Linked DNA regions of Homo sapiens: region 2 is linked to region 1. Evidence: chromatin loops called from intact Hi-C (ENCODE). Cell type or tissue: prostate gland. All regions are shown on one strand. Links, peaks and the distances in the headings refer to the core of each region. The heading gives the core; the rest is flanking DNA. Region 1 holds the start of EYA4 (EYA transcriptional coactivator and phosphatase 4). Region 2 has its middle 11 kb from the start of TCF21.

Evidence for each region. Hi-C counts contacts between places; a loop is a spot of excess contacts. Peaks named below come from ENCODE experiments on the same cell type or tissue, not always from the same donor. Only the 100,000 strongest peaks of a DNase experiment are listed, where the experiment ranks them.
Region 2: it touches region 1 in a loop (4-fold over the local background); 2 of 110 quality-filtered maps call a loop at or near these places.

Annotation. Positions count from the first base shown.
Region 1 is chr6:133,239,143-133,249,278 of GRCh38, reverse strand. EYA4 (EYA transcriptional coactivator and phosphatase 4) reads right to left here and starts at 7,922. Exons shown (of 20, transcript NM_004100.5): 1 at 7,530-7,922. It overlaps LOC124901231 (serine/arginine repetitive matrix protein 1-like), which reads left to right. Exons shown (of 3, transcript XM_047419612.1): 2 at 6,868-7,060; 3 at 7,623-8,959. The coding sequence ends at 8,493. RefSeq lists enhancers at 5,792-6,684, 6,685-7,579. In prostate gland, for the core only: no CTCF peak of the experiment used is centred there; no DNase peak of the experiment used is centred there; H3K27ac peaks cover 2,334 bases.
Region 2 is chr6:133,895,064-133,905,199 of GRCh38, reverse strand. It overlaps a transcript of TCF21 not described here. Among named protein-coding and RNA genes, the nearest start is that of TCF21, 11 kb to the right of the region's middle. In prostate gland, for the core only: no CTCF peak of the experiment used is centred there; a DNase peak (open chromatin) is centred at 5,408.

The sequences.
Region 1 (10,136 bases), core at 3,256-5,755:
TGTCCACCTAAAGCTAATTTGAATACCTGAGGATTAGACCTGTGACCTTGGTTACAATGATTCTCTCTCTAAATATTCCTGGGAATGGTATGTAAAAATATAAGAATACAATAAAAGCTCCAAAGTCTTCAAAGCCATGCAGAGTAGAAAAGAAATCTATCCATCCCACTCTAATTTTGCAAGTCTTCAGCAACACTGATAAGGAAAAAGCATTTAACAAGCATTTACCAAGTACCCACAACTTTGCTAACCATTTTCATGAACGAAACCTTTAAAAACTAAAGTCAACAATTAAGGGAAAAAACTAGACCTAAATTAAAATTCTTCATGAGTCAACTAAGAAAAATAACAGTACCATCATCTTATCAACTAAAGTTAATGCAAAAACAAACAAACAAAAAAAAAAACAAAATAAAACAGTAGAATTGCCGTTCTTGACAGGTTTATTGAGGTTTGCATGCTTAAGTTACCTACTAGAAGCATTGTTTTAGATTACTGGAAAACCTGCAAAAGGAAATCTGAATGTGATTCACCTACAACGTCATTAAATTTAGCAAGAATGACTTGAGTCATAACCGCACATGAATATACATTTGCATTCAAATGTAAGAGAAAAGAATTAGGTAATGTAGAGATCTGCTGATTCCCCCAAGTCATCATCACTTTCAACATACTGAAAACATTAAGTTAGAAATATTCAATCTCTTAATCAGAACATTCGGTTCTTTTCAAATCTTTTAACATTAGGGAGTTCAAAGTCAGAGGTGAAATGTAATGAATAGATCACTCCGTTGGGTATATGCAGAGGTCTGTGAATTGTATATATGACCTTGTGCATAATGAGCCCTCCCGGTATGTGGTACACCTACTTGATTAGGGATAGAATTTCAAACTCTGTACTGTTGCTTTTGTGAGTAGAATTAAACTTAATGGCACATGAATGTAAATTTTTATGATTTAATTGTAGTCTTTCACAAGAAATGTCCCTTTCATTTTAAAAAGAAAGGGGGAAAGGATAACAGAAATAGTAGCAATAATTTACGTGAAAATCTAAAGTCATGTCAAGTTAGGCCACTGCTGGTGTTTCTTCTTACAGTCTTTAAAGGAGGAAAGATGTTCTAATTAATAAAGTCAACCTTTGCAGGTACAAGTCCTTTGTGCCTCATTCAGACCTGTAACTACACACAGGGAACATTTTGATCAGTTTTAATTTTCTCAGTGCTAAATCGAATTTGAAGACTGGTTAATACGGATACTCAAGTTATAGAAGGGAGAGTAGACACACCTTTCTGCTGATATGTCACACTGGGAGATATTTTACCGTATCTGACAGTCTGTTTTTTAGTGATGCCACATGAACATGTTAGGGCAGGTACTCTGAATTAACCCCTTTTGTCAGAAGACTTGAATTTTTTTGCAGCAGTTTCCATACATTGAAGACACTTAGAGAGAACTCCAGAGGCGGCGGCCACCGTGAGAGGGTACTGTTGGTGAGTCATTCTCAGGCTACCTACATCCTGCTTCACCTAGAGCAGTGGCACATTTCTCTACTGGGCATATCATCAGTTTCCATTTAAATGAAAGGATCCGTGGCTGAGTATATAAGTAAATAAAAAAATGAAAACCACTGCTTCAGTGGAAAAATACTATAAAATTGTAAAACAGGTTATTAACAGCAAAAGTATTTACCTACAGAAAACCTTACACATGCGATAACCAGATAAATTGAATGTATTTCCAAAATATGGGCAGCTCCATTATAATTTAAACCTGCCTCCAGAAGTCCATCATGCACTCTTTAACTCTTCAAGCCTTATTAGTTGGTTCAACATAAATGTGCAGATTTGAGATTCAAAACCAGCATTAAAACAACAAAAAACAAAAACAAAGAAAATACAAAGTTGATAACATTTAACCAATTTGGATAAGGCTTGAAGAGCAAAGGAAGATTCCACATGTTAGTTAAATATTTAAAAGATCTGGTCATAAGTTCTTGATAATTGGGAAACATTACAAAATACAGCATTTCTCCAAATTCAGTCATTTGCTGTCCAGCCTTCATGACTGTGGTTATTTAGGCCATATTCTTGTTCACTGTTACTTAATACGTTTCTTCAGATACTTAATTTTTTTTCTTTGACTTCAATACTTTGTTTGGTCTTGTCTCAAACAATATTGCCCATGAAGTTACAGGTTTAATACAAAATTTAACAAATTTTTCTAATATCTAGTTATCCTTACATAAAATATAAGTATTATTAAAACAAAATGTTCAGGTACCACCTAAAAATGGTGGTATATGACTGATGGAAGCAAGAGCCCAGCACACGCTTAAGGATAAGGGTGCTGGCCTCATACTGGGGAGTTAGGATCCTGGCTCCACTGTGCTGCATGACTGGGTCTCAGCTTCCTTATCTGTAAAATAGGAATAACAAAAGTACCTAATTTACGGCATAGTTAAGAAGATTAAAATTAGCTAATCCATATAAATGCTTAAAACAGTGTTTTGCACGAAATTCCTGAGTAAATGCTAGCTATGATGTTATGATGGTGATAGTGATTAATATTATAGTAATAATGACAGCCAAATTGTAATTATCTAAAGACTACAGTGACCACTTTTATTTAAAAATACACTTTAGGATATAAATATACTCAAGAAAATATGCTCTCATATTTGACATCTACATTAATATATGCCTTGGTGATACAAAAGCTATTCCACATTGGTTTAACGCAATTTCACTTTGAAAATATTCATGTGATAATAGGAATCAGACTTTGCCTAAAAATTATAACCTAAATAAACTACCTGTGCAGAAAAAAAAAAACTAAAAAATTCTAACACGATAGAACATATAGGTCTTTCTCCTACTGTCCAAAAGTACGTTAAAATAAATTTACTTACTGTATGTAAATAAAAGCTTTAAAAATATGAACATACTGTATTAAAACATTTCATATTGGAAAAAAATGAGAATTTCTGGTATTTTAGAATGGTGTCTTTCTTCATCATCCATGCACTGAAATCTCAGGGTAAGAAAAGGGCCAGACCAACTCTGAAAGGTTTCAAATATCAAACTATACTATTGTGTCAGTACCCTAAGATCAATTAGCACCTTTCAATGACAAAAAAGGTTACAGTGAGACTCAGAGGTGCACTCTCTGAAACTGTCTCAAATCACTATATAAATGTGGTTTTGATAACACAAAATGGTTTCTATTTTAAATTAATCAGTTTCATCTCTTTTTCTGGAGGTGTGAAAGGGGTTAGGGGAGTAAGAATAGTAGTGTTCATTTTCAGTATCTCTTTACTAATAAAAAGATGGATGGAGAAACACTAAGAATGACAAATTTCAAGCGTAAAATGACATATCACCAAAGCATATATTAATGTACAGCTCCACAAGCAATATTGAGTGACAGTAATGTTTACAAAGTCTTCAAACCTCTTAAAAGCAATCAAAGTTGCTTGTACTTCTTTTGAATGTGTAACTCTTGTTCATTTTCTTCCACTTAAGTTCAAGCTAAATGACGCCAAGTTTGGCTCCAAAAATGATTTAATGACTATGCAGTGTCCCCTTCATTAAAACACATCTAACTATAAGATGCAGCATTACACATATTGCATCTCACCCATCTCCAGGGCAAATGCCTGAAACAGCATGTCATTTCTTAGTTTAGCAGGAAAAATTCATGAGAGAAGCAGGTACACTGCAATGCCACCCCATTCCCCTGGTGTTGATTTCCTTCACCTAGTAACCATTGTAATAAAATCCCCCAACTGTATTTCTGAATATAATTAGTTTAAGATACTCTACAGGGAGGCACGTTATAAGAGTTTAGCATTTAGTACATGTAAGAATAATATCCATTTAGAAAAAGAAACTGTCAAGATTATATTCTCACTGAAAAAAGAAGAAGGTGTTTTGATAGAGGTTTGTTCAGCTCTTCAATGAGAGGATTCAAAACGTCTCCTACTTTTGATAGCACACTTTTCTATTTATTTCTTAAATAAGTGATCTGAAATATTTACAACCAGACAGTACCTAATTTTAGGTTTTAAGTGCTTTAACAGCTCCATGAAATATGATCAGCAGCTGCAATACAGAACTATGGTGAATAAACTCCTTATAAAGAGGGGCCTGTTTTTACAGAATGTCCAGTGTTCTTGCATTTACCTAACAGAAAAAAATGATAATGAGAAAGCATAATACATACTTGCATTCTTAAATTACTTAACACTTAACTAAGTAGTGAAAAAGATTATCACCCCTCTTCTTGAAATCTGTATAAAAACTGTGAGTTTTTGTGGGGCAAAATAAGTTTGATTATTTGAAAGTTAGAATGTGAACTTCCTAACATTCTAACTTTTTATAACAATAGTCATCGTCTTTCTGTCATTCTATCTTTCTAAAAATCCTAAAAAATCTAATTCCAGTGCATAAAATGTTAAAATGAAATATCAAGCCATATAAATATATTTTTAGACACGACATCAGTCATTTAGAGCTTGCAACAGAGACTGAAAACATGAAATTGGATACTCTATTTCCCGTGGCTATGTAAAATTTATTTACACCCCAAAGTACAACATAAATAAAAAGGAAACTCTTAGAAATGGAGTACTTGTTTTTCCTTTTTTTTTTTTAACCCAAAGAGCCTTATTAAAAGAAAAAAATAAATTATAGCAAAATGACAAGTAACTCATCTGCCAGTCACCCGTCAAAAAAGAAACTTCTATGCAATTTTTTTCTCCAGCTTCTAGAAACCCTCTGAAATTCAGCATCTATTTTTCTTAACAATTAATAATTATTATTCCTTTTTATACAATCACTCCTTTTTATACAAATCTTAAGATTTTAAAAATTTTAAAACTTAAGCCTACTACTTAAAAGAAGTGTTAATTGTGAGTACATACATATATGTGAGACGTTTTATTTTGGAAATGAGAAATTCAATTTCAAATATTCAACAAATACTAATAAAAAGAAAACAACTGAGTAAATCTTATTTTAGTTATAATTGTGAACCAACCGGTAGTTACAATGGTCTTTAAATATTGAAACATACTATTTTCAGGAAATTTACAAAGGAAAACAGGCTTTTGAAAACCATATTGATTGTAGACCTTTACTTATTATGAAAGACAAGTACATATCACTAATAATCAGAGAAAGGAGACATTTTCAACAAATCTAATTATGTTGCTTTCAAAGCTGTAGCTGTCAAAGGTTTTAACATTCTTGTACAGTCATTCCTAAATACGGGTTTAACTTTGAATGACTTACAACTTTTAATCAGGTGGAACAAACTATTTTTACGGTTTATAACAATAAATGTGGGTGTAGTTATGTCTGCTTTCGATATTGTTGCCATAAAAATCAGATTCTGGCAGTCTTGCTCCACACAAAACAATCTGTCTCTTGTTACTACTGCTTTTTGTTTCTTGGGATAATGTTATTTTTAAAAATACACAAATGTCTTTGAATGCAGTCTCCTAAAACGCTCCGTATCACGTATCAAATATTTTTTGGGGGGATTCTCTCCCCACCCCCTCTAGTTTTTGGTTCTTCAGGTTTAAGCTTGCCAATAATATTTTAAAAGACAAAAAAAAAAAAAAAGGCACTGATTCTGCTTAAAACCAAACCGTACCCGGGAAAGGAATTCAAGTACAATCCCTTCCCTAAGGTTTTAAAAACAAAAACAACGCAACAAACAAAAAAACCATCGTCAACTTTCAATCCTGTCAGTCACCTACGTGTAAGTGAAACTTCAGAAGCTGCTGATGGGGAGCCCGCGGTTGTTAAACGCTCCTAAGACTCCCACCTAAATCCCGCAGGAGCCCGCACTGAAACTGACAAACACCCGAGGGTTCACAAAGTGGCCACAGATGAGAAGAGGAACAAAATGCCATATTCCAGGAGGTGTATTTCGCTCCAACAATTACGTTGATCCCAGGGTGCCAAGCCAAAAGGGGTAAGGGAGAAAGAAAACTGTTAAGTATGAGCCCTTAATGTGAAACCTAACCTGTTGGTTCTCTTAGGTATCAGATTTTGGAAGTGTCTGTAATGACAGCCAGGAAAGCAAACTAATGGCCAACGGCCCACTGGGTTTGAACACCAGAGTCCTGTTACCTCCTCACAGATCAAGTACACAACACACACACACACACACACACACACACACGAAGTTGCTCCACGTGGAACTGCTCTGGAACCAAAACACACGCCCGGGCGCTATTCTGCACCTTGGCAGAAAGGGCAGAGGGACCTGCACCTTCCTCCCCTGCCCTCAGGTTAAGATTCATGAATGACTCTCTAGGCCCGCTCGGGATGGCGGGGAGAGGCGCAGGAGACGCGGTGAGAGAGGACAGTCTCCACACCACTCTCCCGCACACACTCTCACCCCAGGCGCAAATCCGTTGTCTTCATAGGAAGGAGAAAGAGGGGTGGTGGTGAAGGGAAACACTATCCTCCCAAGCAGGGAAGAGATGACAAAAATTAAATTGCGCTCTCTGCTTTCGCCCCAGCTCTGCCACCGGACTCGGTCCGCAAATTCCCTAATCGCTCCGAGCTGTTCAGAATCTCGCAAACAAAGGGAGAAAACTCTTTCAAGTGCTACCAAACGAAAGTTCGGGTTGCTGTGCGGCGCAGAATAAAACAAGCACACACACGTCTACTTCCAAACCTCGCTTCACCACGCTAAAAATCCGAGCCATTTCAAGTTCCACTGCCTCCCCAGACCCAGCAGGCTTGGAAGGAGAGAAAAACCTGCTCTACCCAGCCAGGTCCCTTCCTTTGGAGAAGTTATAAGCCTTCCATGGCACCCGCTACTCGAGCCAATGAACGCGACTGCTCTGACAAGGCGCCTCTAATTTCACCGACCCTGGCAAACTGCAGGAGACATTCAGTCCACGCCACATAAAAACTATTAAAGTGGGATCGCCGCAGTTGAAAAGCCCGATCAGTGCCTGGAGATTAGAACGCGAGCCTTTAAAGTACACACGCACCCGGCACCGGGAAAGCCCAGGCGCCTGTGACCCTCCGAAGGACTCTGGGTCAGCATCCTCGCGCCTGGACCATCTAGGGGGTCATCAGAAAGTAATACACGTCATAAGAAAGATGTGGGGGAGACCCCGATGCTCGCGCCTCTGCCAGGTGGAGGCGGGGTGCAGGTAGAAGCCGCGCGCTGGACTGCTGGATGAACTCCGTTACGCGCAGGCTCCGCGCCGACCCCGGAAGGGACAGGCAGGCTCGGAAGGGACCCTTGGGGCTTGGGGACGTCTTCTAGGGCAGAGAGCACCGCTGCGGTCCGAGCGGCCCGGGCCCTCAGGCGTGGGGCACCCGGCCTCCAAGCGCCCCCCGGGGACGCAGGCGCCCACGCACCGTCCAGCTGCGCGTCCTCAGTACCCAGCGCTCGGCGTCCCCGGCGGAGCCTCGCGCACTTTCCCGGAAAGTTTGGGGGTTCTCTCAACTCAGGCTCCCCCGGGAGCCCTGGGGCGGGGGTTGGAAGAAGGGGTCACTCACCTCGTCGCCCGGTCCGCCTCGGGTTCCCGAAGTGTCTGTCCCAGCCGCGGTTCAGTGCGTCCGTAATTAAGTATTTATTCTCGTTCCTTCCAGTGTCGAAGTTTCCCCTTCGCGCTGTGCCTCTGGTGAAAACAGGACATCCCCTTCGGCCACCCCACAACAAATAGCGTACACAAGCGGGGGAGAAGCGGGGCGGAGGGAGAAGCCGGCTCCGAGGGGGAGGAGGAAAGGAGAGGAGCCAAAACTCCGGACTGCGACAGGGGGGAAAGGAGAAGAAAAGAAAATGAGAGAGCGCGCCCAGCCGCCGCAGTCGTCACTCCCCGGCTTTTCCCGCAGCTCTTTCCCCCTCTCTAAGGCAGCGACAACTTCACGTGGACAGGATGGAAGTTTTGCGCGGAAGCCGGGAACGGCCGGAGCGTGCGCCGCGCTGCCGGCAGCCTCGCACTTGCGCAGGGAGGTGGGGCGGGGGCGACGTCGCCACCGGCTACTGCGGGCTCGTGAGGCCGCCGGGGGCCTCGGGGGAGGCCGCCAGGGACGCGGGGGGCGGCGGCGCGCGGGGGACCCACTCCGTTTTTATTTGACCTCGGGTGACTGCCTATTGTCATGGTTTGCGATCTCGCGTGGGGACCGCCCAGGGCCTCGGGGCCCTGGATGTCCCGGGTGGCGCCGCCGTAATCTCCGTGCCCTCCGCGCCGCCCCCACCCCGCCCCCACCCGGGCCGACTCGAGCGGCTGCAGCCTCCAGGCTGAGGGGAGGGACCCGCGACCGCGCTCTCCTCCCTGGGCCGGAGAGCCACTGTCGATCCCCACCTGCTTCTGTGGGGCAGCCCCCGGAATTGCCTGGAACTCTCTCGCTACCCAGTTCCCCTGTGCAGGCCACTGCGGGCCCCCTGCCGGACTCCTTTCCACTTACCCCAAGGGAGGAGACAGAAGGGACTTCGCCTACTTGCAACAACGTGAAATAAAAACCAACCCAGACCAGACTGGGGCGCTTTTTCTGACGGGAGGAAATACCCTTTTCCGTGGAGATATATGTTATGAAGGACTAAGCGGTCTGGGGATAGGCTGTGCTGCGAAGGGCCTGGGCCCCTTCCAGTGCTGCTGGGTGCAGGTATAGGCATCCGTCCCAGACGCCCAAAGGTCAGGCAGCAACGACTTACTTCCAAGGCGGCGTCAGAGCTTCTCTAGGCACATTGCTGAAATGACATTTCGTGTCTAAGCCTTCTGCGCATGCACTACGCGACTACATAGGATTTACGATTTTATACCCACACGTGTGTATGCCACAACCAGGGGACACAGCAAAGGTAGACGGAATAAACAATCCATAAATTTTGCATCCATTTAATCACCTCTTCCAAAAACCTATTGTCTATTTTAGCGGCACCTTCTCTGTCATATTGATAATAAATGTTTTAATTTATTGATAAATCACTGAGTGTCAATCATTGTATTGGTCACTTATGGTACATGAGTTCATTTAACTTCCATGACAACTCTACGGTGGTCATTATTAAGCCGGTATAAAAGATGAGGAAACCAAAGCCCAAAGAATCATGAGTGACTTTTCCAAAGACAAATCCAGTGGTCTCTAATCACAAAGCCTATGATACAACAACCTCTACATTACCTTAGGTGTGGTCTAAGAGATTACAGATTAATCCGTAGAAATTACTCCCATTCAAAGAAAGTTTAGTTTTAATATATTCACTAAGTTACGTTCTGAAAAAGGTTCAGAAAAAAGATTTCATCCTCTACTTTAGGTTGGTCTTATGCAACTGATATGAGCACTGTCTAATTCAAAAGCAGTATCAACCCTGAATACTTATGGTTACAATTTATTTTTTAATGAGTGGGGAATTATCTACAATGCTTAAGAGGCTCTAGAAAAGGTGGTGTTGTAAATTTAAAATGATAAAGGCAGTCGTTGCTGCTCTCATCACTTACTGGGTGTTCTTTCCTGCAGATTTATTTTGGAGGGTGTAGGCATTGCCAGGCATAATGTTTCCTTTTCTGGTTCTCAAGGTAGAAAGGGTTCTGGCAGTGGGGTTGGCACAAAGCGGATTTGGAGCATGGTTGAGAGCACATTCTGGCCTAACGAGGAATGCCAGTTAATATACACTGGAGAGAAAAATATGAATGGACAGATTTAATTAATTTTGCAGATTTATTTTCTCCATTTCACATGTGAGAAAACTAAGGGCTCAGAATTTTTAGAAGCTTGCTAATAAATGGCAGACCTGAGTTTCAAGCCAGCCTTTATTTAAGTCCACTCTTAGTCACTGTGATGCTATTATTAGTATTAATGGTATTCAGAAAAATAGTAATTCTTTTAAATATGTAATATATTACAAGCCAAATATGCAATTTAAATGTTTTGTGAATCATAGTGTCTAAGAATGTTCTGTGGCTATAGCAAATATCATGTAAGGATTAAGTACAATGATGAATTTAATACTGTCCTCAAAAGGCAACAACATTTTGAATTTCATTTTGGCATAAAACATTATGTGCTAGTTTCACCTACAAATAAAGGTGGGAGATGTATGATTTGAATAAAATAAAAATTCATACTTTAGCATATTGTTAACATAAATATAGGGTGGGT
Region 2 (10,136 bases), core at 4,427-6,926, 650 kb before region 1:
AAATTGATCCAAAAGTGGTCATGGTATGAATTAGTGGAGAGGAAATAAACTCATTCATCTCAGTCAATCATTCTCTTAACCTGCAGAATGGTTAGACTTCCCTCTATGGCAAGAGGAAAAAAAAGTTAAATTAAAAATTGAGTCCTAGTAGTGAACTAAGTGATTTCTGGTGGGGTATAAAATAAGAAGCAATTTAGAAATGTGTATCAACATCCTAAAACTGGTCATGATCTTTGGCCCAGAAGTCTACTTCTGGAAGATGGAGACAAGGATCTAAGATGGGCATCCCAGCTCCAAGCAAAACTGCAAAATCAGACACAACCTAAATACCTGGAAATCATGGAATGGTTAGCTAAACTGTAGATGGAACAAATAACATATGATAAAATATTAAATGTTTTGAAGGTTTAGCAAGTTCTCGGAGTACCATGCTCTCTTCTCACAGAGGGACATCATCCTTCTCTTCTCAGCCCCATTTTGCTTATGCAGCCATAAGCAAAGTTGAGATGGGTCCCAGACCTAGGGTCATAACAGTAACTAAACAGATGTGAATGTATAATTCGTTTCAGGATTTTTTTTTAAATATTATGGAATGTGGAGAAGGAACTCATTCTAATGAGAGAGAGACAGTCTTAGAAGCAATTTCATGCTCTTTTTGGTATTGGTCCTAACTAGTTTTTAAGACTTCCTATAGCATACAGTTGAGACCGGGTGGGGTATTTATCAGACCAAATAACAGTCTGGTTCAAAAACCTTGGGATTCTTCTCTAGAGTTGTAACTTTTAAAAAATTGTTTTTAATGTTAGAAGGAACTTTAGAAATCTTACTGGTGAAGAAACCAAGGCACAGAGAGATTAAGTGACAGTTTGGATTATAATACCAAAAGACACATTTTTAAACACCATAATTGTTAATGTTGAAATCCTGAAAGAGCAAAATCCTCAAACTCTAAAAATCCTAAAATCCCCAAATCCCAAAATCTCAAACATCACCATCACAGGATAGTTGGATTATATTTGACAAGCTCTTATGAACCATCTCCATGCAAATTGCCCAAATCTATCCCTATATTATACTTGTTTATATGCTGAATTTTCTTTTTAGTTTTTAAATTTGCTTTTCCTTTTTTTAAAAATTTTCACTATTTTAAATTGTCAGCATTATTTCTTATAATTCTACACGCTATGTATTTAATCTTCACATCATTTCCAATATTGGAGGTATAAATCGTATAGAGACTTTTAGAGCATTCTAATTTGTTTTATGCATGTTTTGCAAATTTGACTCCATGAAGATGCATTATCAGAATGTTGCCTTTGTGTGTAAGCATTGTGCATGTACATAAAAATGTTAAAACTTCTTCAATAAATGAATAGATGTTCTTTTGTACATCTGCATTTGTGAAAGGTAAGATTTCTCAAGATCTCAGCTCTTAGGGTAACTGTATATGTGGTGGTGACCCATTGAGGTTTTCAATTGATCTTATCAGAAGGTTATGGTTGTTCATCATGGTATTTCAGATGGCCAGAGTTATAAAGTTGGGTACACTCAACTACCAACCATAGTGATATGCATTGATCCATTTCCTTTTCTGACCTACTTCCTTGTGAATACAATTTGTCTGCTCATAACTGTTTTGTCCATGTGACTGTCACTAGTATGCCTGAGTGCCTATGTTTGCAAAAATATATACATTATTATGGCTTATTTTATTATGTAAAGTGGCCTATGAAGCCTTCTGTTGCATTTTTATGCTTCTCAAGTAAATCCCCTTTTTAAAGTATAAATAAAAATCTTTTAAAAAATTAAATTTTTTTTTCAGAATTATATTTTTGAGATTCTGATCTTTTGGGATTCCAACATTCAGGTTTATAGCATTTGGGATTGTGTCTTTTGGGATTATGATCAGCTTCCATTAAAGGATTTGCTTGGGGTCAGAGCAGCTAGATGGCAGAGCATCCAAGCTCAAGTCTATCTATGAGCTTTTGAAAATACCACTTTTTGGTTGGTGTTATGGGTCACGCCAGTAATTCTAGCACTTTGGGAGGCCAAGGTGGGCTGATCGCTTGAGCTCAGGAGTTTGAGAACAGCCTGGGTAACATGGAGAAACGCTGTCTCTATAAATAATATTAAAAAATTAGCCAGGCAAGGTAGCACACAGTAGTCCTAGCCACTTGGGTGGCTGAGGTGTGAGGATCGCTTGAGCCCAGGACATAGAGGCTGTAGGGAGCCAAGATCGCGCCACTGCACTCCAGCCTGGGTGACAAAGTGAGACCCCGTCCCCCCCCCCCAAAAAAGGAAATATTACTTTTTAAAAAACTTATTCTAATACATTTGAATGTACCTGATATGAAATATTGAGAAGGATAGTGGAATTCAGTATCATATAATTTATGAGTTAATGTATAAGATTCAAAAGAGAAGAAAAAGCAAAAGACAGGTTCTAGAGACAAAAAGGTTTGGAAAATTGATGAACTGTTTGAGGGGATGGTCCCTAAGATGATGCAGAGGGCCTTGGGAGGTGGGGAATGAAAAATTAGCTCAGCTATCACTCTGATGGTCTATCATTCATAGTTTTTGAGTTGATTTTCCAGTAGTGGAGGTAAGTTTCTGTGAACACATCTATCATATTTAAAAATTTTTTCACTTAGGACCAAAAGTACATATTTACAAGATGGCTGCCCATATCCATGTAGCAGAATGATGGCCCACCGTATATAGCTCATCTCCAAATGGCCAGAGTCCAATTTCAGCCTTGGGAAAATAAAAACCTCCAGGACAACTACCTTAGATACAGGGAGGGATCTTTTGGAATCACTTCTTCAGATACTTGCCCACCATTGGTTAATTGGTTAGTCTGGGATAGAGGCAGGTGGGAGTGCTCCATTTTGGGCTAGCTACATGAATGGCAGGCTGAGGTGTCAGTAGCCTAGTGGTAGAGTACGGCAGGGGCAGCCAGCATGTCCTGGTAGCTGACCCTTGTGGAAACTGGCACAGCTGGCAGTTTTCAGAACACAAGATTGCCCTCCCCTGCCAGGTCCTTGCAGAAAAGTGATTGGGTCTTCTGAGGAATACTCAAGCTGGAAGTCAGGAACGTGTCCTCTAATTCAGCTATTTCCAATGTGTAGCACAGGGTCATGCATACGGTGGACACTCAATGATGATGCATATAGCCAGGCAGCCACAGATATAAGAGCAAGCCCCAGCAAGAACAGTAGAGTCCAGCTCAGAGTGAAATGAGTTACTATATATCATCATTCTAAGATGCATTTTCTCCCCAAATTTTCACTTTTTTTTTTTTTTTTTTTTTTGAGATGGAGTCTCTCTCTGCCACCTAGGCTGGAATGCAGTGGCACAATCTCAGCCCACTGCAGCCTCTGCCTCCTGAGTTCAAGTGATTCTGCTGCCTCAGCCTCTGGAGTAGCTGGGATTACAGTCACACACCACCACACCTGGCTAATTTTTGTATTTTTAGTAGAGATGGGGTTTTATCATGTTGGGCAGGCTGGACTCGAACTCCTGACTTCAAGTGATCCACCCGCCTTGGCCTCCCAGAGTACAGAGATTATAGATGTGAATTACCACGCCTGGCCCATTTTCACATTTCTAAAATCAGGATGCATCTTAACATTGGTCTCTTTGTTTCAACAATTTGTATTGTCGGAGCTATAATGGATTCAACTGCAGTTGAAGAATGTCTTTACAAAGATTATGCTCTGATTCCATATTGAAAAAATGTTATTTTATGCATAGAAAGTAATGGAAATAGAGAATCAATGTGTAGTAACAAAGGCATTTGCCATTGGAAGAATATCCATAATTCCATATTTTCTTACAAATTAACATCAAAGTGCTTTTTGGGGCATAAGAAAAAAAGTAAACAATAAGTAGATGATCCTGTGATATTTGGTTACTGAGATACATGCAAAGGATTGCCTAACACAGGCTGTATTAGTTTCCTGTGGCTGCCTTAATAAATTTCCACAAACTTGGTGCCTTCAGCTGACAATAATTTACTCTTCTCTTAGTTCTGGAGGCTGGAAGTTCAATGACAGTTTTGTTGGGTTGAAATCAAGGTGTAGGCGGAGCCATGTTCCCTTGGAGGCTTTAGGGGACAATCTCTTCCTTGCCTCTTCTGGTTTCTGGTGGCTGCTACTCTTCCTTTGTTTGTGGCTGCATCATTTAAATCTCTACTTCTGTCTTCACATCACCATTTTCTCTTCTGTGCATCAAATCCCCCTCTCCCTTTCTCTTATAAGGACACTTGTGATGGCATTTAGGGCCTACCCAAACAACCAAGGATAATCTCTCCATCTCAAAATCGTTAATCATATCTGCAAAGACCCTTCTTCCAATTAAGGTAATATTTACGGTTTCCAGGAATTAGAATCTGATTTCTTTGAGGCCACCATTTAGCCCACTACACAGGCCAAACAATGCAACTAGGGTTAGGGAAACCTCCAAATTTGTAAGAATAAGTAAAAGAAAGCTTGGTGTGACTAATTTATGTTGCTATTTTCATTATGCTCCCTGCCAAAAATATCAAGAAAGAGTCAATATTAAAACTATAGAATGGGTATCAGTTGCTTGGAAGAAAATTACAGAGATAACAGAGAACTCTTCTAAGAAATGTTCTTAATAAACCAGAAGATAAAATTGGGTGGTAAATCACTAGATATTGACCTTTCAAAGTGGAAAATTATTCAGAAGGGCCAAAGAATTTTTTTAAAAAAACTTTTGTGTGGTAGATTAATTATAAAAATAGTTCTAAATTTCCACACGTACACAGTCTACATGTTCTAAGCAAAGTGCATTTGTAGTTTCTCCCATTGAGAGGTAAAATTTATTTCCCTATCTCTTGAATCTGGGATGCCCTTGTGACTGGCTTTAGCCAATAGAACACAGCAGAAGTGGCACTATACCTGTTGTAAACCTAGGTCCAACAGGCCTTATGACTTTCTGTTCCCTCCCTAGTTGCTACAAGAACAAACTAGCCTATGGGATGATTAGAGATGCATGGTTTAGCTGGACCCAGTGGCTCACACCTGTAATCCCAGCACTTTGGGAGGCCAAGCTAGGTGAGTTGCTTGAGGTCGGGAGTTCGAGACCAGCCTGGGCAACATGGTGAAACCCTGTCTCTACTAAAAAAGAAAAAAAGCTGGGTGTGGTGGTATGCACCTGTAGTCCCAGCTACTTGGGAGGCTGAGGTGGGAGGATTGCTTGAGCACAGGAGGTGGAGGTTGCAGTGGGCCAAGATTGTGTCACTACACTCCAGCCTGGGTGACAGAGGCAGACCCTGTCTAAAAAAAAAAAAAAAAAAAATGCATGGTTTGGTTTTCCTCATACCCTAGCCAATAACTGGCCAGCCACCAGGCATGTGAGTGAGGCTGTTCTTGACCAGCTAGCTCCTAGCCAAATAGACAGCCAGCCAAAAATGTATGGGCAAGCCCCAGCAAGAACAGTAGAGCTCAGCTCAGATCAGCAGAGCCTCTTAACTAACTCAGATTCCTGAGTAACAACTAAAGCTTATTGCTTTTAAGCCACTGGGTTTCAGGATGGTTTCTTTTATGACAAAAACTGTTACATAATAAAAAGTCACAAGACTTTCATGACTGGGATTGACTAAATGATTCAGAATGAATTAGGCTCTGAATATAAAATAATTTTTGGAATATTTTAACTAGTTTATTTTGCTTATAATTTCCTTTTATGTATCCTTAATGGCAATATAGGATTAAAATAAAGTTATAAATAAGTCTAAAAGAGATCCTTAAGTAAGTATAAAATACAAATTCTAATTTTAAAAAGGCTTAATGTCATGCTTTTATTGGAAGTATTTCTTTCCTTTGTATGGCTACAGTTTTTAAAATTTCTTTTATTCTGGGACCCTCCTACATTCAAGGTAGTTTCAACAAAATAAAAGAATTCTATACTCAGCTTTCTGCCACTTTTTCACTATATAGCTCTTGGCAATTTATTTTCCATCTCTGAGTTTCAGTTGCCCTATAAAAAAAAGTGAGGATAATAATACCTCTGGGTCAGGGTTGTTTTGAAGATGAAATATGATAGCCTCTATAAATGTGCTTCATGAATGCAAATGGATGAAAAAAATTAAGAAATCTTAGTCTGTGCTGTTATTTCTTAAATGTGCCTTACAATAACATTTTACTGGCTAAAAAGTGCTAGTGATTTCCTCAATAAGATTGTTCTAGTCCATAAAGTAGATCATTTAGGTTATATGAATTTGTTTTGTTGTTATCTCTGCTCCTTCCCCACATCATAGACACAATAAGACCTGAGAACATGACCTTTTTCCAAAAACATGTTGCTCCCCATTGGAGTAGCAGAATAAACCCAGGTGGTCCATATGTAGACACCCCAGGCCTTATGGCATTGTATTATGTTTGTAGCAAACCGATTTGGGATTCTTGTTGCATTCAAAGCCTCCATTGCAAAAAGCTGCCCCAGCCAACAGCCAACCCATCTCCAGCCAACTACAGCTGATGGGATAAGAGGCATACAACTGCCTGGAGAATCTAACCACAGCCTCTAGATGAAGTCAGTAGTGGTCTCTATCTTGAAAATTCAAATTCAAAAGATATGGAGATGTAAGCTTTGGATAGTGGAGTTTGCAACTGAATTCAGTTCTTGCAGAATTGGGGCCATAGTCAGCAACTTAATAAACCAAACCTATGTGAAATCGATAGTTCAGAAGCAGTTGAAAGTGAGCCAGCACAGAAAATTAGGTTGCAGAGGACAAAATGCAGAAGACTGGCAGAGAAAACAGAGACAAGGGCCCAGAGAGCTCCAGCTCCAGAGAGGAGAGAGTTTCACTCCTAACTTTTCAGTTTCCCAGGGGATATTCCCTAATTCCTTGTTACAATTTATTTTCTGCCAGGAGATGTCAGCCAGATTCTCTGGACTATCTTTACAATACCTAATTCCCCTTTTTATTGGAGCTAGTTTGTATGGATTTTTATTACTTGTAACTATATGACCCAGTTAGTTTTAAAAAATTCTCCTGGGTTTAGAGATGTCTTAGATTGCTTTCATTCAAGGGGAATATTATTTGGTGATATAATATAAAATATAGATTTGGTCTCTGTCCCGGTTCTTGGCACAAGAGCTTCTAAGACTCTTGGAATCTCCTGAGTGATAAGAATTTTTTTTTTTTTTTTTTGCATGCTAATGAGATGGCTGGTGGCTGGAATCACTGCATGGTCCATAGACAGCTAAGGTATAGCAACTGGTTGCCTGAGGAACCAGCCTTGTGATTAGAGGGTCAGCATTTTCAGCCCCACTTCACCTCCAGGGAGGGAAAAGGGGCTGGAAATTTGAGTTCAATCCCTTATGGCCAATTGTTTAATCAATCATGACTATGTAATGGGATCTCCACAAAACCCCTAAACAACAAGGCTCAGAGTGCTTTTGGGTTGGTGAACACATCCGCTTACTGGGAGGGTGGGACACTCTGCCTCCATGGGAACAGAAGATCTCATGCTCAGGACCCTTTAAAACCTTGCTCTATATACTTCTTCATCTGGCTATTCATCTGTATCTGTTGCAATATCCTTTATAATAAGCTATTCTTTGTAATAAACTAGTAACTGTAAATAATAAACTAGTTCATCTGTGTCCTTTGTGATATCCTTTATAATAAACTAGTAACTGTAAATAAGTGTTTGTGAGCTGTTATAGCAAATTAGCAAGGAGTTAGCATCAGAATTGAATTGTAGGACACCCAGTTGGTGTCCATAGAGAATTGGAGAATCCATTTGTATGTGGGAAAACTCCACACATTTGGTGTCAGAAGTGTTGTGACTGTACAGAAAGGGAGAGTTTTTCTTTTAGGGAGGAAAAGTATGATTGTTAAGAAAAAAAAAAAAGACTAGGTGCAGTGGCTCAAACCTGTAATCCCAGCACTTTGGGAGGCCGAGCGGGTGGATCACCTGAGGTCAGGAGTTCGAGACCAGCCTGGCCAACATGGTGAAACCGCGTTTCTACTAAAAATACAAAAATGAGCTGGGCATGGTAGTGGATGCCTATAATCCCAGCTACTTGGGAGACTGAGGCAGAAGAATCGCTTGAACCCAATATTAACTAGTGTCTATTATGTTCCAGGCATTGTCCAATTACACATTATCTCACAAAAGTAGTCATTATTATACTCATTTTAAAGAGATGGAAGAACCAAGGTCCTGAAAGGTCTAGTATCTTGTCCAAGAACTCAGTCAAAAGCTCTTTCCACTATACCAGTGTCTCACCTACATCTGTGAAAAGCAATACATTACTTCCTCATCACCAACTGGATTAATTTTAAAATAAGGTCATGTAATCTGCTTAGTGTCTCAAATCATTTTCATTATCAAAGCACATTTTAAACTAATGATTCTAGTCTACGGGCCATGTAAATTAACATCTAGTAATATATTTTACTGGAAAAGGAGAGAGCATATTTCGTGAGTGCTGCAAACAATCCACCACCACCTGATTTCACCCAGTCCCATCATACCTACTTGCTTTATTCTTTTCTCAAATGTGCGCCCAGACTTCAAGGTAAGAGGTTCAAGTTCAAGTTCAATTTAACCACAACAGCCCATTGTCACTTTGCCCCATTACTCTCTATCTTATCTATCTTATAGCCTCAAAGAGTTAATGATTCATTCATGATTCAACATTTATTGAGGTGTCAGGCACTACACTGAGTGCTGGGTACAAAAGACCGCCTGACACTGTTTTTGAGAAGTCTGTTCTCGTCACTCTGGGGCATTCTAAAGGGATGCTCTCTCCTCCTTTTCCCACCCTTTCTCCCCGTTCGGCCCTGAGAGGGGCTCTTAAATAGTCCTTGGAGGTGGTTAATCTTTCGGTGAACTGGAAGGAGGGTGGGCCCGCGCAGCCTGCCCAGACCCAAAGATCAAAGGCGTGTTCCTCCAAACGCCTGAAGGAAGCCCGGCGGACTCTGAAGAATGCTGCTGGCAACCAGCGAGTTTCCAAGGGCAGAGCCAGCATTTGGAGCGAAGGATGCAAAGCTAAGAAAGGATGTTGGCAGGCCAGCTGCGCCCCGCTCGCACCTGGGTTCCCCGCGGTGTGGGGACGTAACCCAGAACCTGCCCTGCGCCTCATCCCTGAGCCAGCGGATCTGCAGCGGGACACGCACCCGCTGGCCCGGAGATTGCACCCGGAAAGGGACGGAAAGGAGGCTGTGCGGACTGAGGCTCAGAACTCCTTCCCCGTCTCGCCTACTTCCAAAAACTCTTCTCCCAGGCGGGGAAGCCTCAGAGGCTGCTTCCCTCCTCCGCCTTTGCGCTCAGCTCCCCGCTGGCCGCGAGCTCTCCAGGCACTCCTGCTGCGCTCGCCACCAGCCGTGGCGTCCCTGCAACCCCAACTCCAGGCCGACTTCCCGACGCACACAGTGCCGGACCAGAGCAAGGCCAACCACTCGCACTGGAGTGATGGGGAGATTTTTTTCTGGCCCGAGAATGGACCAAGGGACTCTCTTGCAGGGGACGTGATTCCAGGGAGCCCAGATTTCTCTCTCCCTTAGAGGTCGCAACGGAGCCAACAGAAGTCTGGCTTTAATCCACTCAGGACTTAAAAACATCATCTAATGACTGAAATCTGTCTGAGAACACAGGATGAGCGCATCCATGTCCACACACCCGGGTGGAACAAATCTTTTATTTTCTGAAGACAAGTGATTTGAAGTCCAGACTGAATGGCATTTAAGAATTAGGAATCCTGCGTGCCATCCTGGAGTGAATTAAACTAAATTAGAGTCCAGAATATGCAGCTTCTTTAAGAAAAAATTCTCCTCTGAAATATTTTCTTTCCCACTGCATTAAGTAGTGTTCCTCATGAGACACCTGAAAACATTGATTGTTAAAATGTGGTCCTGGGACCAGCAGCAATGACATCACCTGGGGCCCCACTTCAGACTCCTGGACTCAGGATCTCTGGAGGGTGGAGGCATCTAGGTGATTCTGAAGAACCACTGGCTTAAAAGTCTCCTTGGTCAGTGCTTTCCACTAATCAGTAAATATATAGAGCTAGCAGAGCTGGAGCTCTGTTTATCACTTCTCTTTTTAGAATGAAGTCTCTGTTTGACAGTGGGAAAGCCTGCTAGAATGATCCTGAGT